Linked DNA regions of Homo sapiens: region 1 is linked to region 2. A link is a loop called in an ENCODE intact Hi-C map of the cell type or tissue named here. Cell type or tissue: endothelial cell of umbilical vein. All regions are shown on one strand. Each heading gives the region's core, and the rest is flanking DNA. Links, peaks and the distances in the headings are about the cores only.

Evidence for each region. Hi-C counts contacts between places; a loop is a spot of excess contacts. Peaks named below come from ENCODE experiments on the same cell type or tissue, not always from the same donor. Only the 100,000 strongest peaks of a DNase experiment are listed, where the experiment ranks them.
Region 1: a loop joins it to region 2, with 3 times the contacts of the local background. A loop is called at or near these places in 2 of 110 quality-filtered maps.

The regions. Positions count from the first base shown.
Region 1 is chr16:77,397,282-77,407,674 of GRCh38, forward strand. All of the region lies in intron 3 of ADAMTS18 (ADAM metallopeptidase with thrombospondin type 1 motif 18), which reads right to left. Among named protein-coding and RNA genes, the nearest start is that of ADAMTS18, 33 kb to the right of the region's middle. In endothelial cell of umbilical vein, for the core only: no CTCF peak of the experiment used is centred there; DNase peaks (open chromatin) are centred at 5,090 and 5,580; H3K27ac peaks cover 600 bases.
Region 2 is chr16:77,293,342-77,303,734 of GRCh38, forward strand. ADAMTS18 (ADAM metallopeptidase with thrombospondin type 1 motif 18) reads right to left here. Exons shown (of 23, transcript NM_199355.4): 17 at 6,922-7,063; 18 at 3,948-4,074; 19 at 1,582-1,786. It overlaps LOC124903727 (a long non-coding RNA gene), which reads left to right. Exons shown (of 2, transcript XR_007065122.1): 2 at 5,549-8,621. Among named protein-coding and RNA genes, the nearest start is that of SYCE1L, 99 kb to the left of the region's middle. RefSeq lists an enhancer at 9,103-9,272. In endothelial cell of umbilical vein, for the core only: no CTCF peak of the experiment used is centred there; DNase peaks (open chromatin) are centred at 4,870 and 5,580; H3K27ac peaks cover 4,732 bases.

The sequences.
Region 1 (10,393 bases), core at 2,520-7,519, 100 kb after region 2:
TATACAAAAGAAGGGCAGAGTCCTCATTTTTCCAAGTTTCCCAAGTACAAATATAAAGGATGTTAGACTTCCCACAGGCCATGGCTATAATGTTAAAATGCTATAATTAATATAACTTTTCCACTGCAAACATTTTCATTATCATTCAGCAGATGTTATATTAAAAGAAAGAAATAACTCCATGCTAAAGGGAATGCTCTTCTTTTTGACAAGTTTAATGGTTTCTTCTTAACTAGATAGTTATGTAGGTCTCATAGAATTTGGAGTCATTAACACAGTGATGTTAATCTATTCCAAGAACTGAGTAAAACTGCCCACTATACAGAGCATGAGAAGAAAATAGGATTTATACAAAAAAAGAGAAAATGTTGATATTTAGGATGATTGCAAACTGGTAGCAGACATGTGCTTTGTTTTGCCCATGCAGAGCTTACAAAAAATGTTGAGTAAGTTGCCCACATTAAACATTGGAAGATTTCACATCATATCCAGATGTTGGCTTGTCTGGAAAACTCAAAGCAGGCAACACTTGGACCTTGATCCTGAAAAACTGAAGACAGTAAGCACCTTCCCTACTGAGATGTAGCCTCCTGTCCCTGTCTGCCACAGGGTCCTCTGTGTTGTCCTATGTACAGCAAAATTGCTTTACCTACTTGTGTATCCTCCCTGACCTTAGGATTTGAGTTTGGGACACCCAATATAAAGGATGGTAAGGGTAAGAAATCAGGAAGAAGTAATCTAAAGAAGAGGAAGGGCCGGGCATGGTGGCTCACACCTATAATCCCAGCACTTTGGGAGGCCGAGGCAGGCAGATCACCTGAGGTTAGGAGTTCAAGACCAGCCTGGCCAACATGATGAAATATCGTCTCTACTAAAAATACAAAAATTAGCCGGATGTGGTGATGCATGCCTGTAATCCCAGCTGCTTGGGAGCCTGAGGCAGAAGAATCACTTGAACCTGAGAGGCAGAGGTTGCAGTGAGCCAAGATCACGCCACTGCACTACAGCCTGAGAAACAGAGAGACACTCTGTCTCAAAAACAACAACAACAACAACAACAACAACAAAAATAAATAAAGAGAGAAAGAGAAAGAGAGAGAGAAGAGCAGGAACCCCAGGGAGTGGTATAACAATCACACACGACAGAGAAACGGAGGGCTTCCAGAAGGCAGTGATCAAAGCTGCCAGACACTTCAGAAAAGTCAGATAACCTAAAGCCTGAGAGCAACCCACCACCTTTGCAACGAGGAGGCTGTGATAACTTTGGTAACGACCATTTTAAGGCATTGGTCTAGATCACGGTTTCTCAGTCTCTGCACTGTTGACATTTTGGGTCAGGTAAGTCTTTGCTGTTGGGGGTTGGGGGCTGTCAGTGCATTCATTACAGGAAGTTTAGCAGCATTCCTGGCCTCTACCCACTTGATGACCTTAGTACACACCCCGAAATATGATAACCTAAAATAACTCTAGCCACTGCTGAATACCCCCTGGGGTACAAAATTCTCCATGGTTGACAGCTACTGTTGTAGGTAGAAAACAGATGAAACTGTGTTAAGAAGTGTAAGTTTAAGACCTAAAGAGAGAGAAGACTGAAAATATGCACCTAGATGTTTGGGTGGGATGAGAAAAACCGTCATAGGGTAGCTGCTGCAGGGAGATGTTGAAAATACAAAAAATAATTTACTTAGGTATGTAGAAATAGAACTGACATGATCCTGTTCAGTGGCCATCAGCATCCTGACCTGACTGCTATCTTTTCTTGCAGGCCAAAAGGAACAATCCTTTGTGGGAAATGCCTCCCACCCCACTTTCATTCCATGTGATTCAGCTAGAAGCTAGACCCACCACCAGGTGTGGGGGATGCCACTTTACTCAGGCTTAGAGATGAGGCTATCTCAATCCCAGCCAAGGCACCAGCGCTGTGCACATTGCTGTCTTTGGTCTGAAACTGTTAACTGATAGGTAGTAAGGCTAGGTACCACTTCAGGCAGTGGGGGATGGTGAGGATGAAGCAGACAAGGAGGAAAGTAGGCCAGAGAGATGGAGAGACACCAAGTCCTTCTGACATCACTTAGCACCTCAATCCCCCAGAGTTAGAACTAGACACTTCTTTTTCACTTAAATTCAGGTGAATGAAGCATTTATCTCTTAAAAGAAAGCCTCAGAGAAGCTAGAGGAGTTCTGACTTAAGTTTTTATGTTGTTGTTTCCCTACCCTAGAAGATAAAACTAAGTGATGTCTTTTGTTTCTTTTCATTAAGAGACTCTACTACTACTTGCTAGTATTAGGGTTCTAGAAAGTTGCTTAATCACCCTGACCTTTTGCTGTTTCAATCGAGAAATGGAGAAGAAAACACTATACACTTCATAGAGTTGTCTGGGGCTGCAAGTAATATGCTGCCGAGCACAAAGTAGTAAAATGCCTTGGTTACACTAAGCATTCAAAACATGTCAATAGCTACTATTCAGGATGCAACCATGACTTATATTCAGGATGCAACCATGACTTGATTACCACTACTGCTGCTGCTACTACCACTCCTACTAATGATGATATTTACAACTATAACTGTAATGTCCCTAAGTAATAGTCTCTAGTATAAACTAATTACAGATAGCTTTGTCTGTACAATCTGGAATCCTATAGGAGTCTATCTTTAGGAAGAGAGTGGCTTATATGAACATCTTGCCAGGTATGGGCTCTTTAAAATAAGCAAAAAGGCTTTCAAGGATCAAGAACTCTATGGTGGCACTGGTTAATCAACGCCCCATAGCCAGATATCTCAAATAAGCTAATACAATTTAAAATGGAATCTCTGACCCTGCATACTTGAAAATCTACCCCCCAATTTGGGGTCTCATAGAAGACCTCCATGGTCTTATACCCATTCCCTATAGGCTCCTCACATCTCAGCTCCAGCTGCAGTAGACAGTTCAGGCTAAGCTCAGCCTTGCCTCCAGCAGACCACATCCCACCTAGAGCCAGCATTACATATCTTCGCACCTGTTCCCCATGCTTTTCTTCTATCCCAGAGTCTACTTAGCCTCCAGCCATCCTTTGGGGATGGAGTGAGTTAAGACCCCTGGGACTACCCCTGATTAATGGAGGGTAGAACCCAGTGAACATCCTATTTCAGGGGGAATTGTGTGTGTGTGTGTGTGTGTGTGTGTGTGTCTGTGTGTGTGTGTGTGTGTGTGTGTTTTGTTTTTTTTTTTTTTGAGACGGAGTCTCGCTCTGTCGCCCAGGCTGGAGCGCAGTGGTGCAATCTCAGCTCACTGCAAGCTCCGCCTCCCGGGTTCACGCCATTCTCCTGCCTCAGCCTCCTAAGTAGCTGGGACTACAGGCGCCCGTCACCGCACCCGGCTAATTTTTTGTATTTTTAGTAGAGACAGGGTTTCACCGTGGTCTCGATCTCCTGACCTCGTGATCCGCCTGCCTCGGCCTCCCAAAGTGCTGGGATTACAGGAGTGAGCCACCACGCCTGGCCTCTCTGTGGTTCTTAAGAGATTATGGCAGAATTTAACTCACAGTGCCCTCAGAAGAATCCTCTAGAAAGCATTCTTATACTGCTGTTGTTCCTTCCTTATCTCATTCTCTCTGTCTGCTCACTTCTGCTTCCTGGGATCACCTCCCAAATAAACTACCTGCACCCAAAATTCTTATCTCAGGCTCTATTTTGAAAGAAACCAAATTGCCAGGCATGGTGGCTCAGGCCTGTAATTCTAGCACTTTGGGAGGCTGAGGTGGGTGGATCACCTGAGGTCAGGAGTTTGAGACCAGCCTGGCCAACATGGAGAAACCACGTCTCTACTAAAAATACAAAATTAGCCAGGCGTGGTGGCGGGTGCCTATAATACCAGCTACTCAGGAGTCTGAGGCAGGAGAATTGCTTGAACCCAGGGACAGAGGTTGCGGTGAGCCGAGATCATACCACTTCACTCCAGCCTGGGCAAAACAGCTAAACTCCATCTCAAAACAACAACAATAACAACAACAACAAAAGAAAGAAAGAAACCAAATTGTAACATAAATCAAGCCACAATAATCCAAGATAATAGCAAATATGTTTACTGTGTACTAGATGCCATTTTCAGACCTTTACTGAAATTAATTCATCATTCCTTTGAAATGGATGATATTACTGATTCCATTTCAGAGATATAGAAAGGAAGGCACAGAACATTTAAATAATTTGCCCAAATCCCACAGTCACCAAATGGTGAAGCCAGGTTTGGAATTCTGGCTGCAGAGCCTCAGTCACTGTAGTATGCTCTCCATCTCTACACTAGAATTGACAAGTTCTGTGTGAAGATGAACTTTATGTATCAAATTGACTGGGCTAAGGGATTCTCAGATAGCTGGTAAATGTTATTTCTGGGTGTGTCTATGAGGGCATTTAAGGAAGAGAAAGCATGGGAATCAGTAGACTAAAGAGGATTCACCCTCACTGACACAGAGAAGCATCATCTAATTTCTTGAGGGTCTAGACAGAACGAAAATGAAGAGGAAGGATGAATTTGATCTCTCTCTCGCTCTCTTTTCTTGAGCAAGGATATCCATCTTCTTCTGCCCTAGGACATCCACACTCCAGGTTCTTGGACTTCTGTAGTTTAGGACTTACATCAGCAGCCCCCACATTCTCAGGCTGTCAGCCTTGGAGTAAGAGTTACACCTTTGGCTCCCTTGGGTTTCAGGTGTTCGGACTCAGGTCAAATCACATCACTATCTTTTCTGGTTCTCTAGTTTGCAGACAGCATATTGTGGAAATTTTCAGCTTCCATAGTGGCACGAGCCAATCCCTATAATAAGTTCCCTAGCTACCTACCTACCTAATTGTATGTCCTATGGGTTCTGTTTTTCTACGGAACGCTGACTAATACACTCGGTCTCCTTCTAGAACCGTTGCAAACACACAGGTATACAAAGAACTTTAGTTATATAATGAGATACTCAATTTCCTAAGTTTCCTGCTGCAGCACAAAATATGACCCATCACTTGCTTCCTGCCCAGTGAAAGGAATATTCCACTGGCAGATGTCCAGTCCCTCCACCTCTGAGCACTCCTGTCCTCTTCTGGAAGCAGGCCTAGGGGCCAGCAATGTCTGTTATCCCGATAGTCCTGGAACACCCTTCTACGTGTGTTAGGTTCTAACATAGAGAGGGCTTTTCCAGGCTCCTGCAAATCCCTGGGTGGGGCCTGGAGCATTTGAGGTTGAGAAGGAAAAAACTGAATCTACTTGTAAGCGGTGGCCGAGATCACTAATGGGGATTTCAACTCTGCGAGCAAATTTAAGTCCCACATTTAGGCAGAATGTAAATAACTTTTAAAAATAACTTTAAGTAGAAGATTTATTTACATGCCTTCCCTTCCCTCATTTGATCAACTTGAATAATTAAAGACTAATGATAGAAAATACATTTTCACAAAACAAAGTGAAGGCTGGATGAGCACTGTTGGCCTCCAAAAAGCAAAGTTTTGACTTCCAGGTCTCATCTTTACAAAATTATTCTAACTCTCTGCCTTTTTAAAAGGTACCTGGCTCAAGACCAAGAACTCCAGCCAAGGTTGAATGCCCTGAATTTTTTACCTTTGTGTCCAGCTTCCTCATGGGAAATGCCCCAAATGTCACTGAAACACAACCTCTCTCAAATACACATGGAGCAACTGCCGGACAGCAATCACATGGTGATACATTATTAATAATTTTTCACCATTACCATAAATTACAACAAACAGTAGCCACTATATTAACCGCTTATTATGTGCCAAGTACTGTTTAAACATTTGTACTTGTGTTAATGCAATTTCATACTCACTATAACGATGTGACAGATAATAATGTCAAATTTGTAGTTAAGGCAACTGATGCACAAAGAGGTCAAATGACTTACCCAGGGTCATATAGATAAGTGGGAAAGAAAATAATTAATTATTAAGAAAGTGTTAGTACCATTAGTCCAGAAAGAATTTTTTTATCCTTAGGCTAATTGTTAATAATAACGACCAGCACTTATTGAGCATCCTTTAAGTCACCTCATTTAATCCACATAATGAAATTTGGAGGTAGGCAGTATGAAGAGTAAGCAACTTTCTCAATGTCACAACAATTTTATCAAGTGGCAGAGCCAGTATTTGAACTCAAGATTATCTATCCTCAGACTCTGTGCTTCTAACTCACTACACATCCCACTATGATATGACATGAAAAGATAGAAAATCAGAGAATGGGAGGAGAGAAGGTTTAGGGACCAATGTAGTTAAAAGTCAATAGTAATAGTTCCCTGCCCTCTGAATATCTCTGCCCCTCTGCCTGGAATAGAGCCTGTTGATGGCTTAGTCAGGTCCTCTGAACAACATCTAAATGACCTGTGTGTCTCAGCCAGTTTACTATCTGTTAGGGGAGACTGAGTCATTCATTCATTCAAAATAGATATGTTGAATATTCATATACATCAGAGATGCTGGGAAAAATCAGACACAGCCCTCCTCACAGCACTTACAGTCTAGTGAGAGACAAATAACCAAGGAATCACACAATTTCAAATAAGTAACTTGAAAGGAAGGGACACGATGCCATGCAAGTACAAAACAAAGGGACTTGAGTGAATCTAGTTGGAGAAGAGGGTTGGCTGGGAAGGAAGGCTTTCCTAAGAGTGTGACCTTGGAGCAGAGATCTGAATGACAATTGGAGTTTTAAACTGGAAGCAACCCACCCTTCCTCCCTCCCTCCCTCCCTCCCTCCCTACCGTCCTCCCTTCCTCCCTTCCTCCCTTTTCCTCTGCTTTCTGCAGAGTACAATATGAAAATTCTTCAGAAGGTAATTCTTGTGAAACAAAAAGCTTTGCCCTTTAAAGACAACTGTGTCTCCTAACAGGAGGAAGAGGAGGAGGTGGAGGAGCAAAAAAACGTGAATGAATAAATCAAGAGCTTGAACTGACTTCTGCATTTCTGCTAAAACAATTATCAAACTCCACAAGCCAATAGATGCCTATGACCAAAGGGAAGGTGGAACTTTTCAGGGCAACAAGCAAATAGATTTGGAGGATACCTTTTCAGGGTCACAAAAAATTAGATTTAGGGGGGAAACAGATTTTGAGTGCAAACCTCAATTCCACTGTACTATATAATCATACATACCTAGGATTTCTCTATAAGTTCTTCTCTATAAGTCTGCAGAACCAATGGCCATAATAAAATTACAAGAAAGAAGAAAGGAAATCTTAGAAAATTTACTATGGGGCTAAATGTCATCTAAGAATCAACACTGGAAATAAGAGCAAACATAATTTGACTCTCAAATACATAGTAGATGGAGTAGTTAACAGTGCTGGACTGTTTTGTCTGTTCTGTTTGTGTAATGAAAGGATATAACTTCCCTAAACCCAAACCACGTCATTCTGTCCATCTTGTTTTCTAATGTATTTCTCACAGAGTGCACTCTGTGATCCTTTGCGTCTAAGGTGACTGATTCTATGCTAGGCTCTGAAGCTGCAAAGATGAGAATAATCACTCTCTATCCTCAAGAAGTTCCTTATCTACTAGGAAGATGGCCAAGTAAACTGGTAACTGCAGTGCAGCATGATGACAAAGATAAGCCCCAAGAGCTCAAAGCATGAATCCTTAACACAGTCTGGGAGTATCACAGAAGAATTTTTGCTGAAAAGGATGTTTGAACAGTGTCTTAATTAACAAGGCCAGAGCCCCCAGAGCGGGGGAATGTTTTTAGCACTGCTGTTAATTACCTTAGCCACTGGTGAGGAAAAAATTCAGAGTGATTTTGGGCAGATCAGCTCTGACTAAAGGTGACATTAAAATCCAGACAAAGGGAGCATTTGTCTTGAAGCAGCACTTGGCCACCCCTGGGCTGGGACTGGGAGAGAAAATGTGGACTCCTCAGACACATGTTGACAGCTAAGTGGATCCAAATTCATGTCCAGACAGGGAGCTCATGGTCAACTGCATTCAAAATTTTTCAATCCTGAATGAAAATCAAACTGAAACAGCAGAATCCTTTTCAATACCTCGAGCACCTTTCCATCCCACTTGGGAGAACAGCTTGCAATGTCCAATCCTGCATCCAATTCAGCTCTCATTTTGATCATCAATAGGACAGATTTATTGTAATGCTTTGAATGAGCAGATGGCCTGTAGTCAAGTTTCAACTCAATTTGATGTTGAGGACATAAACCTTAGGAAATGATCCCTTCCTGTGTGTTCTTAATTTCAACTTTTCCTAAGTGAGAAAGCAGTATTAAGCCTACAAAAGTTATTCCTCTGCTTTAATAGATGGGAGATCTTGAGTGATTAACCTCTTGTATTGTCTGCCAGGACTTTCCTAACAAAATACCATACACCATGTGGCTTATACAACAGAAAGTTATTTTCTTACAGTTCTGGAGGCTAAAAAGTCTAATATCGAAGCTCTGGCCACTATGGTTCCTGATGAGGGCTGACTTCCTAGGTTACAGATGGTCACCTTTTCACTGTTTCCTCACATGGTAGAGAAGGAGATCTCTGGTATCTCTCCCTCTTCTTATAAAGACACACTGGTCCTATCAGATTAGAGCCCCTTCTTTATGACCTCATTTAACCTTCACTACACTCTCACAGATCCTACTTCCAAATATATCAGGGTTGGAAGATGAGAAAGTGACGATCTAATAATCTATGTAAGAAAATGAAAGAAATATTAAACCCAAAGCAAGCAGTAGAAAAAAAATCCACATTTTTCAATTCACTTTATGAAGGTAGTCTAACTTTGATACCCAAACCTGACAAGGGTACAACAGTAAAATTACAGACCAAATTTTCTCACAAACATACAGATGTGAAATCTTAAAAATTTACAAATGAAATCTAGCAATGACTAAAAGTGACACTACATCATAACCAAGTAAGTTTTATACCAGAAAGCCAAAGCTGGCTTAACATTTGGAAAACCAATCCATTTACTGAGGAAAAAAAGAGAAAAATCATATGGTCAAAATAGATGCTGAAAATATAATGTATAGGTATAAATTATTAGAGAATTACAAATAAAAGGTGTTATCATCAATCTGATAGAGGGTATCTCAAAAGAAACCCACAGTTAACATCATGTATAATAGTGAAATAAAATCTTGCCCTCCAAGATCACGATTGAAACAAAGATGCTTGCTTTTATCACTTGTAATTATCACCACACTTGAGGTCCTTGACACTACAATAAACAATAAATAAATAAACAAATAAATCCATGAAGATTGGGGGAAGGGGAGGACTGTCATTATTCATAGGAAACATGATTGTATATTAAGAAAACTGAAAAGAATTTATAACATTACCAGGTATATACCCAAAGGAAAATAAATCATTCTACCAAAAAGACACACGCACTCATATGTTCATCACGGCACTATACACAATAGCAAAGACGCAGAATCAACCTAAAAGCCCATCAATAGTGAACTGGACAAATAAAATTTTGTACATACACACACAGCCATAAAAAAGAATATCATTTTTTTTGCAGCAACATGAATGCAACTGGACACCATTATCCTAAGCAAATTAACAAAGAAACAGAAAGCCAAATACTGCATGTTCTCACAAGGGGGAGCTAAACATTGGGTATATATGGATATAAAGTAGGAAAATTAGACACTGGGGATTACTAGAAGGGAGAGGAAGGGAGAAGAGAAAGGGCTGAAAAACTACCTATTGGGTACTCTGCTCACTACCTGGGTGACAGGATTATTCATACCCCAGACCTCAACATCATGCAAAACACTCATGTAACAAACCTGCACATATATACCTCCTGAATCTAAATAAAAATTGAAGAGAAAGGAATTTATAAGTAAACTTCTACAATTGATAAGTGAGAGTGTTCTTAATAAGAGTCTATATACAAAAATCAACTTTATTTATACCTATCTGTAGCAGAAAATTAGAAAATAAATACAATTATTCCATTTTAAATAGCATAAAAATATCAAACAGGCACGAATAACAATCTAAGAATGAGCAAGATCTCTATAATGAAAACTACAAAACACCACTGAAAAGAATTTAAGACTTAACCAAATTAGATGTACCATGTTCATAGACGGAAAAGCAATAACATAAATATTAGCCTGTAAATTCAATGCAGTCCAAATAAATACCCCAGCAGAATTTTGGTAGAAATTGGCAAACTAACGCTAAAATGCAAAGAACACAATATAGTCACGACAATCCAAAAGTACAAAGATGAGGGACTTATACTCCTAAATACGTGTAAGACATGTTACAAAGCTACCATAATTAATAAGGTGTGGTATTAGAATAAAGACTTTTTTAAAAAGTGAAATAAAATACAGAACTCAGAAACAAACCAACACATACACAATCACCTATGACAAGTATCAGCTA
Region 2 (10,393 bases), core at 3,406-8,405:
TTCCTGTGAAAGGTGGGATAAACTCCATGAACTAAAGCTCTTTTTACGAGATCTACTTAACCACCCCCATTCCCATTACCCACCATACATATCTGGCTAAAACAATTATTTGAATTCTTTCTGTAAATTATATTGCTAACTGCAAAGAAAGAGACTAGACTCAACACCATGTACTATTTAGATTTACCCTCTGCTATAAAGGAATATATTCTCTCATTTGAAAGAACCCCTAAACAAGCTCAAAAATATTCTCTCTCCCTCCTGACCCCTAATTCCCTAACGTATCAGTCTCCAATTTCTTTGGCACCAGGGTCGGCTTTTGCAGAACACTGTATTTCCATGGACGGGCAGGGTGGTGCTTTGGGGATAAAACTGTTCCACCTCAGATCATCACGCATGAGATTCTCATAAGTAACATGCATCCTAGATCCGTCACCTGTGCAGTTCACAACAGGGTTCAAACTCCTCTGAGAACCTAACGCTGCCACTGATTTGACAGGAGGTGGAGTTTAGTCTGTGATGCTGGCCTGCTGCTCATCTCCTGCTGGGCAGCCCAGTTCCTTACAGACCACAAACAGGTACTTGTTCATGACCTGGGGGTTGGGGACCCTTGTGCTAACAGATATGTCCTAACATTAAAAAATAAAGCCCTACTCTGACCTCTGGTAGTGTATTGCTGAAATTAATCAGAAAGCAGCACCCTCCAGCATGTAATATACGCTAAAGGAAAACACAGAAGAACTGTCATCAGTGGCTGCTACCTGGCCCCATGGTTCAGGTGGTAAAACTCTTGCCGTTTTTTCATTCTTCCCCATAATTTGTTTGCCAGCAGTGATTGAGCAGTGGTTGAGCTATCATCTGCAAGGGAAGCTGTAGGGAAGGGCTTCTTCCCTTCAGCACCACTGACATTTTGGATCAGATAATTCTTTGTGGTGAGGAGCTGGCCTGGGCTGTGTAGGACATTCACCTCTACCCACTAGATGCCAGGAGCACTCATCTCCCCAAGTTGTGACATCAAAATGTCTCCTGGTAGGCAAACTTACCCACGGTTGAGAACCTTTGCTTTAGAGGGAATTCTGAGCTGTGAACGACAAGGTAGCTCTCTGTCCCTTCTAACTTTAAAATTTTATGGCTTTCACTGGGAATTTGTGACCATAGCAAACTTTATGCCCTACTTTTCTCTGTATTCTTCTAACTTTACCTCTTTCCCATTGAAGCAAGAGTTAAATATCTCTTCGATGCTTCATTCTTTGTATTTGCGTTTCCCATTTGCTTTGGAGAATTCAGTAGCCAGTCTTCTGATACTGGAATCCTTTCTAGCTGTGCTCACGAGTCTGGCCTAAATGGCCCCCACACTCCAATTTCTGTTCCTCTAAGGAGGATTCTAAGCTCTGGGAGAGGGGTGCCAAAACTTCAGATTTCCTAAAGAACATTAGTTAAAATGCAGATTCCCAGGCACATGAACTCAGGGTGATTTCCATGAACATGTAAACTGCCAAGAGCCCAGTGGAGAGCAAAGACACCTCTACTTTTGCCTTCATGGGGACCGAGAATAGTAACTCCCAAGTTTTCTCCTGTTACCTGAGACCAGGGTCCAAGGCTCCATTGTGGAGGGCAGGCATGGCTGTTGCAGGCTTGGACCTGAGTGGGTGTGCTCACTGGACAGAGAGAATGCAACACTGCTTCCTCCTTTTGGAAGGGCTTCTTTTGCACACACTGGATCTTTCGGCTCTGCTGGCCTCCAGCACAGGCCTTGCTGCATGTACTCCATTCACCTGGCATCCAGCTTTCAGTGCAAAACAAACATTACCAATGAAGCCAAACTTTGTATGATAACTTCCAAAGCAGTTACTGTGAAAGGTAAACCACCTATGGAAGCCATGAATCAATTTCAGAACCAATAAGATAAGTTATTCTAATTGTTCTTTGAGGGATCCAGAGGCTTATACTAATGTGATTGAGATATAAATAATCACATTTAATCATCCCACAGTTCTACAAATATACTCCCGCCTCTGCATGAGAAGAAATACATGCCACTTTAAAATCTGCACAATTCATTGAGCCAAATTTGTTGGGATTTTAACTATGTGTCAGGGACTCTCCTAAGCATTAGGATTAGAAAAATTAAGGCAGCAGCCTTCTTTCCATTAAGGAGCCTATAACACAGTAAAGAGGTGGATATGTGAACAAATAAAGACAGTACTTTCTGATAAGTGCTGCAATGGAAGTCAACATAAAATACAATGAGGAGGCTCATGGAACAGTCATCAATGAGAGAGAAAGAGAGGGAGGTTTGTGCAGGAGAGAGGGGTACATTTAGAGAAGGTCTCACAGAGGATATTTTTAAGTGGGTACTTCCCCAAATTACTTTTCTGATTACACCTGAATTTAGTGATAGGTTAAATACCTACCTTCATTTTCTTTAAAATTTGCCAGACCAGTTTTTTTTTAATAGCTATCTGTCTGAGACTTGGTATATATTTGAACGGTTATCAATTGAAACTTTTTTTGTTTTTGAGATGGAGTCTTGCTCTTGTTGCCCAGGCTGGAGTGCAATGGCTCGATCTCAGCTCACTGCAACCTCTGCCTCCCAGGCTCAAGTGATTCTCCTGCCTCAGCCTCAGATTATGACAAATGCACTATTATTTACAAGAAAAAAAAAAGTGTGTGTGTGTATATATATATACACACACATATACGCACATCTTTATATATAAAGATTGTGTAATACGATTGCATCACCACAAACCAAACACTACTTATGAAGATGATCTAAAACATTGGTGAATGCAACACTGCTTTAGAAGAAACTCCCATCCATTTTATATAAATATATTTGGCAGAAGATAAATCACATGAAAGAGACTCCCTTTAACTGGGAAGATTACTTAAAATTAGTCTTCAAACAATAGTGTGGCTAAAGTCAATCCAAGAACAAACTCACTGAGCCCCTCCAAGGCTGCCATCATCAGCGGTGGAGTTACCACTTGGCCTATACCCCATTCTTTTTATTTTGTGTCTTGCTACTGTGTAATTTTGCATTTGGGGTTTCATGGCCCGCATAATATTATGATTTTTAAATTCTTGGACCATTTACAAAAAAGTTAGGCACACAACCGCACGCAAATTGAACTAATTTAGGATTCTGTGTTATTTAAATATCTGTCTGATTCCATTCAGAGAAGAGGAATCCCTATGCAAAGGTTAAAAGAAAAAAGCACCTCACGCCTGTAATGCCAGAACTTTGGGATGCTGAAAACAGGCAGATCACTTGAGGCCAGCCTGGCCAACATGGCAAAACCCCGTCTCTACTAAAAATACAACAATTAGCTAGGTGTGGTGACGTGCACCTGTAATCCCAGCTACTAAGGTGGCTGAGGCACAATAATTGCTTGAATCCAGTAGGCAGAGGTGGCAGTGAGCTATCATGAGGCCACTGTACTCCAGCCTGGGCAACAGAGTGAGACTCCTTGTTCCTCCTCCCCTCCAAAAAAAAAGAGGTCTTCATATCCCAAGCAAGCTTGCTTTTAAATAGCCAGTAAATTTATTCCTGGCTATCAAGCCAAAGTCAAGTGAGTACCAAAAGTAAATTTGTATTTTTCAACTCAAATGTAAACTTCAACCATCTTTTTTAAAAAAATTTCTTTTAGAGACAAGATCTCACTCTTTCACCCAGGCTAATATGTAAGTGGCACAATCATGACTCACTGGAGCCTGGAACTCCTGGGTTCTACTGATCTTCCCTCTTCAGCCTCCCAAGTAGCTAGGACCACACACGTGCCACCATGCCTAGCTCATCATCTTCTATTACTTTTTAAAGTATTGCGTCTACCTTTGAATCACTTTCCATTAGCAGTATTCACAGTGAGCTTTCATCATCTCATAACAACAATGAAGGCATACAAGTACAAAACTAAACAAAAAGACACTTCCAAATGACTTACTAAGCCGGGCAGGAGAAAGCGTTGCAGATTTTGGGCTCAGTTACTGGCTTGGTTTTTGCACTGCAGAATGAGGAATTGACTTGAGTATTTTGATCTCGCAAGCAAATGGCCTTTACATTTATGTAACCTGGTAAGACATCAGAAGTGACAAAGTGAAAATTACAGATTATTATTTCAATTTGGTTCTAAGTTTAGCTTCTGATTTACCAGCATTGTGATATTTTATTTCAGATATGGAATCCAAATATTTTGTGGAACGCTTCCTTTTGATGAAATTTGCAACTAATTTGAATTCCATTCCCCTCCCTAAAATAATATATTTTATATTTTAATAATTGTAACATGTAGATTATTGGTTTTCAAGACTGATGTGGATACTAGAACCATAAATTGATAAATACAACCTTTTGAAAACAGAATGACTATAAAGGGTAACATCCCAGGCAAACTTTATTATCAGATTAATGTTCTTCAAAGAAAAACCATTCGTGAGTTATATATGGAAACCCTAAGATTTTGCCTTAACATGAAATATCTCATACTTCTTAAGAGCATGGGGCACATAAAAGCAAAGAGTAGAACTCACTAAATATGTATTAAAACCTATCAGCCAGGGCTCTGCTTTTGCTTTTTTTTTTTTTTTTTTTTTTTTTTGAGATGGAGTCTCATTCTGTCGCCCAGGCTGGAGTGCAGTGGCGTGATCTTGGCTCACTGCAACCTCTGCCTCCCGGGTTCAAGCGATTCTCCTGCCTCAGCCTCCCAGATACCTGGGATTACAGGTGTGTGACACCATACCCAGCTAATTTTTGTATTTTTAGTAGAGACGGCCATGTTAGTCAGGCTGGTCTTGAACTCCTGACCTCAGTGATTCACCGGCCTCAGCCCCCAAAGTGCTGGTATTATAGTCATGAGCCACTGCACCCGGCCTCTGCTTTTGCTTCCTTAGTGGCATCCCACTGCCTTGCTTTCAACATTAATTTCAGGACTTCTTATCAGGGGCATATATTTTTTTAAAAATGTGTGAATAATTGTATTTTTTAGTTCCCCAAATAGAGATGCTGCCTCCCCTTTGAATTGTGTTTTTTATTTACATTGGAACTTTGTCTTCAAATATAATCTGAGAAAGAATAAGTCACTCCTGCTATAATGATTAGCAGTTAGTCCAGCTCCTGGGGCTGAAGCAGGTTTGCTTTCAGGAGGCACTTACGAAAACCACATCAAGGCCGGGCACGATGGCTCACACTGATAATCCCAGCACTTTGGGAGGTCAAGGAAGGCGGACTGCTTGAGGCCAGGAGTTTGACACCAGCCTGGGCAACATGGCAAAACCCCATCTCTATAAAAAAGAAAAAAACGGGCCAGGCATAGTGGCAGGCACCTGCAGTCCAAGCTACTTAGGACGGTGAGGTAGGAGGATGGCTTGAGCCCCAGAGGTCGAGGCAGCAGTGAGCCGTAATTGTGCTACTGCATTCCAGCCTGGGTGACAGAGTGAGATCCTATCTCAAGAAAAAATAACAAAAACAAAAAATCAACATTCCTTGAAGTTAACCGTTGACTTTAATAGGACTTATTCATCTGAATTCTTTTTCTCTTGGACACAGGACACACCAGGGTCTGTGAGTCATGCGAAGGGGTTGCTAAGGCAGGGCAAGGCGAGAATTTCACAACTGGCTTCCTCTGCATCCTCCTCTTGGCTGGATTTAGATTCTGTAAGTGGAAAGCAAATCAAACTTCTCTCCTTCCCAAGGCACTGTGCTCTCCCTGGAATACCAGAAAGCTATTGGAAATGTTCTCAAGAAACACTGGATATGAGAAAGACCTCATAATCTGTGACTAAATGAAACAGTGTGAAGAGATGTCTATAACATGATTTCAGTACAGAGGGATACAAAATGATACTCACGGTATGTGAGTCTGTCAAACACATGTTTGCTTACATGTGCCTAGGGAAACAAATGATATAGATCAAAATATTAACATTGGCTATTGCCTGTTTACAAATTATGGGGATTACCTTTCTTCTTAATAGCCCATTGCTTTTAAAATGGGTATTACTAGAAAATGTATTACCTTTTAATTATTTTATATATGTATCCTAAAAAAGTATTTTTTCATACTTTGTTAATTAGCATGGACCTACAGATAGGCCTTTCAGACATAAGAATTTCTTCATTTTCTGTATCTTTGCTCTGTCTCTGATTCTAAGCCTTATTATGCTTAGTGGGATGGAACCAGTAGGAAGTCTCACTGTCACCAGGTGCTCTGAATAATAGGAAATGAGAGACCAACATTCATGCTGTGGTTTCAGGAACTTATTTTGGGCACTTGTTCTTCCTCCCAAATGAGCAAGTGTGACAATGGTTTAACCCCCAAATATGTGACATTGTTCACATCTAAATAAAACGCCTTCCTTCTACTCACCCAGTAGATGGTTGCTGTTGTTCCTTCCTTGCAAGGGTTGTCTCAGATTTAATCCATTCCTCTAGTGAGAGAACCTTTGCTGACCTTACCCCTGAGGGGATATCCATGTTTCAGATAGACATCTTAAGTTTGCCATGTATGCGTCCTCACTTGCCTTGACCCTAGCTTTTATAACTTCCAAATGGAAGGTTAATAATGACAGAAAAGCCAAGACTGGCGGAAACTAAAAGCTGAAAATTAAACATATATATATAATATAAATATGCTTCTATTTGTAAATAATTCAATATATTTTATATGTTTTTCCCATAAGTTTTAGATGTGTAACTTTTGAGCCTTGGTTGTGGTTGATTTGAGCTTTGTGAGAGTTGATTCCTTACCACATAGGAAAACCCTTAACTAATGCCATAATATTTGCTTTTATGGTGATGGTTCTCATAAAAGACAGTTCTTGGGTGGCTTATTTAAACCATATTATGTTAAAGACGCCTGGAGTGAAAGAACCTGTTTTAAGAGAGACAGACTTTGGAGACAGAATGAGAAAATCATCTACCTCCACCACAGGAGACGGAGCACTCTGACTGCACGATACTCCAGGTATAGGCAGGTCTTTTTGTGGCTGGTGGAGTTCCATTCATGACCTTGGGAAGTGCATACTTCCAAGCTATCCCTGGATTTTTGCCTTGCATCAGAATCTGGACAGTGTAAGATAAAAATCAGAGATCAAGATACAGGTCAGACCCTGGAATTCCAGAAATCTTACTGAACATTTTAAAGATATTTACATGACATTTTGACCTTAACATTGGTATACTTCATTGTTCCCAAGTATGTTTTATGTTGACTTAAAGCTTTCCCAGGACACTTTAAAATGTGTCCCTTCATGTTATCAAAACTGTGATTTAGGTAGATGCTAAAGAGCAAAACACGATTGACATTTGCCATAAGCCCATAACGTATACACAAACACATACATACACACACACACTCACACACATATATGTATCATAAAGAAGAAAGAAAGGTTATACTGTTGGGTCTAAACCCTAACTTAAAAACCTAGCATGGTGAACACACATAGTCGTACCCTACAGAAAATAGTTAAAACTGAATCTACATATATATATTTTTATGATCTATCCTAGGTCACAATTTACAAGCTCTCTCCTGGGTGCTAGTGGAAGTTGAAACAAGGGAAACACTCCAAAACCCACAGAATACCCCCACTTAGAGTTGCTATCATCAACTTCAGAATCCAAATGTGTTTCCAATATACTTTCCATAGAAAATTTTCCCAAAGAGAATTTGTTAACTGTGTGCTAGGATGAGCAGATAAGAAGAAAAGAAACATGTTCAGAATCAGCAATTGGAATACATGCATTAGAATAGACTTAACCTCCAAAAAGGCAACAACTTAGGATAAATCTGATCCCATAAAGTCTGACTACTAAAATAAGAGCAATCACATATTGGGCACTTCCCAAGTGCCAAGCACTCTGCAGCCATTCTTAATGCATCATAAAACATTCTTCTAACAACTCTATAATGTAGCTGCCTATATTTTCATTGAAAAAAAAAAAAACTGGAGAGAAAGAACTTGTGCAAGATCACACAAGTGACTAGGGACTGAGCTTAAGTAAAGCCACCAACCAAAATGTGCCTACACAATGCAATGTATCACCTTGTTTTTGATGTAGGAAAAGCATCTGTCTGCCTTCTTAATGCCCTCTTAACTACTCCTCTTTCTTCTTTTTTCTTTTCCAAGCTGAAAGCATGAATATAAATAGCTGGTTCTTTCCCACTCCATGAATCTTGTGGAAAATTCTTTACCACTAGAACTGGGCATTCATGCCCAAGAGGCAAAGCTGATTGCCAGTTAAAAAATAGGAACCCCTGGCTCTGTCTCCCTCGGGTGGGATCCCACCTCCATTAGAGTTTGGTGGGTGGCAGCTGTTCAAGGCCCTTCATTTCACCAGATCACTCTTTAGGATGGTACAAAATGACTTCTATTTTGCTACTGGCTTAAATGTCTCCAGGAGTATTATGACTAACTCTTAAGATTCCATGGTGTACACATCAGTTTGTAGAGCAACAAAACAAATCTCGATGCCTCCTAGAAATAATCAAATGTTAATAGATGGATCTGTGTTCCCCCATCCAAAACCAAATCAATACAAAACACAACAGGTAGTACCATTACATGAACAAATGCCCAGTTATCAGTTGCCAATAAAAAAAAATCTTGAAATCAAAGTCTTAGGAGTCTTTTATTTTGAAGATCTTTCTAGTCTTTGCTTTTTTTTTTTTTTTTTTTTTAACTTTCGCAGCTAAGTCATACAGCTGTTCTTGGAACCCTGTGTTCAACTTAACACAACATTTCACACATGTTGAATAAATACTATGCTTTCCTTATTTCCACAGTATTTTTGAATAAATAGTATGCTTTCCTGCAGTGTTTCTGTTAATGTTTTCATCTGATATTAAGTAAATACAGAAACTTTACAGTTTTATTCATGGTCAAACTAGAATTGTGAGAGCAGTTTTACATTCAGAAGATGATCCTGATGCTGGTTAATAATTCAATTTCATATTCGGTTAAAGCAGTATTTCAAATGTAGCACTTATTTTGCCTTTTTTTTATGCAACAAAAATGCAGAGACCTTGTACCACAGAAAATTATGCACTGTACCGTATTTACTTGTGTGGCAATACAATGTGAGTGCAATGCATAAGAGTTACAGTGCGCTAAGGCCCACAAGGCAGAATGGTATTGCAGTACAAAGAGGTCGCATCACACACATACGCACATAGTAGGGGCAAGCTTAAGTATAAATGCTATACAGAAAGAAATTAACTTACTCAACTGCACTTTCTAGTATCACCCCATTCCTCCCATTCAAACTAGATCCTAATATTTTCTGCCATAGGGGAACAGATCCCCAATAAAAACGCAAAGAAAATATAAAAGAACATTAGTTCTTGCCTTTTGAGCTTCTAGGACTTATGTTCTGCTGATTAAAAAAGTAGTTTGACAAATTTTCAACAGACATTTGAAATATATTCCCCTTTCACCTTTTAGACAGATTCTAGAGCCTAAGCCATACATGGCCTGTGGTTTCACTGCAAAACATTTTTAAATGTTGCTGTGAACAGCAGGATGTGTTCAAGAAAAAAAAATGTGTTTAAGAAAAAGACTGTGATGATAAAAGTGTCACCAGTATTAAGCAAAAACAACCACATGTCAAGCTTCCCCAGACCTTCACTCAAGCCAACCATACAAAATTATCAATGCAACCAACAAGAAGGGAACTCACACAATCTCCCATTGTCAAATGTTTCTCTGTGTCTGTATCCGTATCCTCCTCTTCCTCCCCTGCTGTCACTCAGGATGCCCTGTCCTGGCTCCAAGTCCAAGTTCTTTACTACACACTGATTCCATCTCCCCTCATCTCCACCAGGATGTGACCACCGTAGTTGCCCCACGTATGGCTACTGAGTGCTTGAAATGCACTCGTGTGGTTGAAGTCAAAAGCCTTTTAATTTAAATAACCATGTGTGACTAATGGCTACCATACTGGATGCATGGCTACGGATGACACCCCGCCTCTGACACCCATCTTCCATACTACATTGTCTACTTGGCATCTCCACTTGAATGCTTAAGAGTATATCAATGTCTAACTTTTTTCTGCCTCCCTGAAAGGCTGCTCATAGGGAATACCCTTCCAGTTGTTTAGGCCAAAATAAAAACTTGGAGCCATTTTAGACTTCTCTTTTTCTGACAGACACTCATATTTAATAGATCAGAAATGGTGTTACTTTAACTTTTATCCTCTCTCATATCTTACCACCTCATATGTTGTTGCTCCTGCCCTGATCTAAGCCACCATCATGTCTCTTGTGACCTCCACGGTCAAGACAATAAAAAAAAAAATGACTTTCGGGAGGGGGAGAAGTGATATCCCCCAGTGGAGAAGATGAGACAGATTCATATATTAAAAAAACACAGTCACAGTTATTTGGGT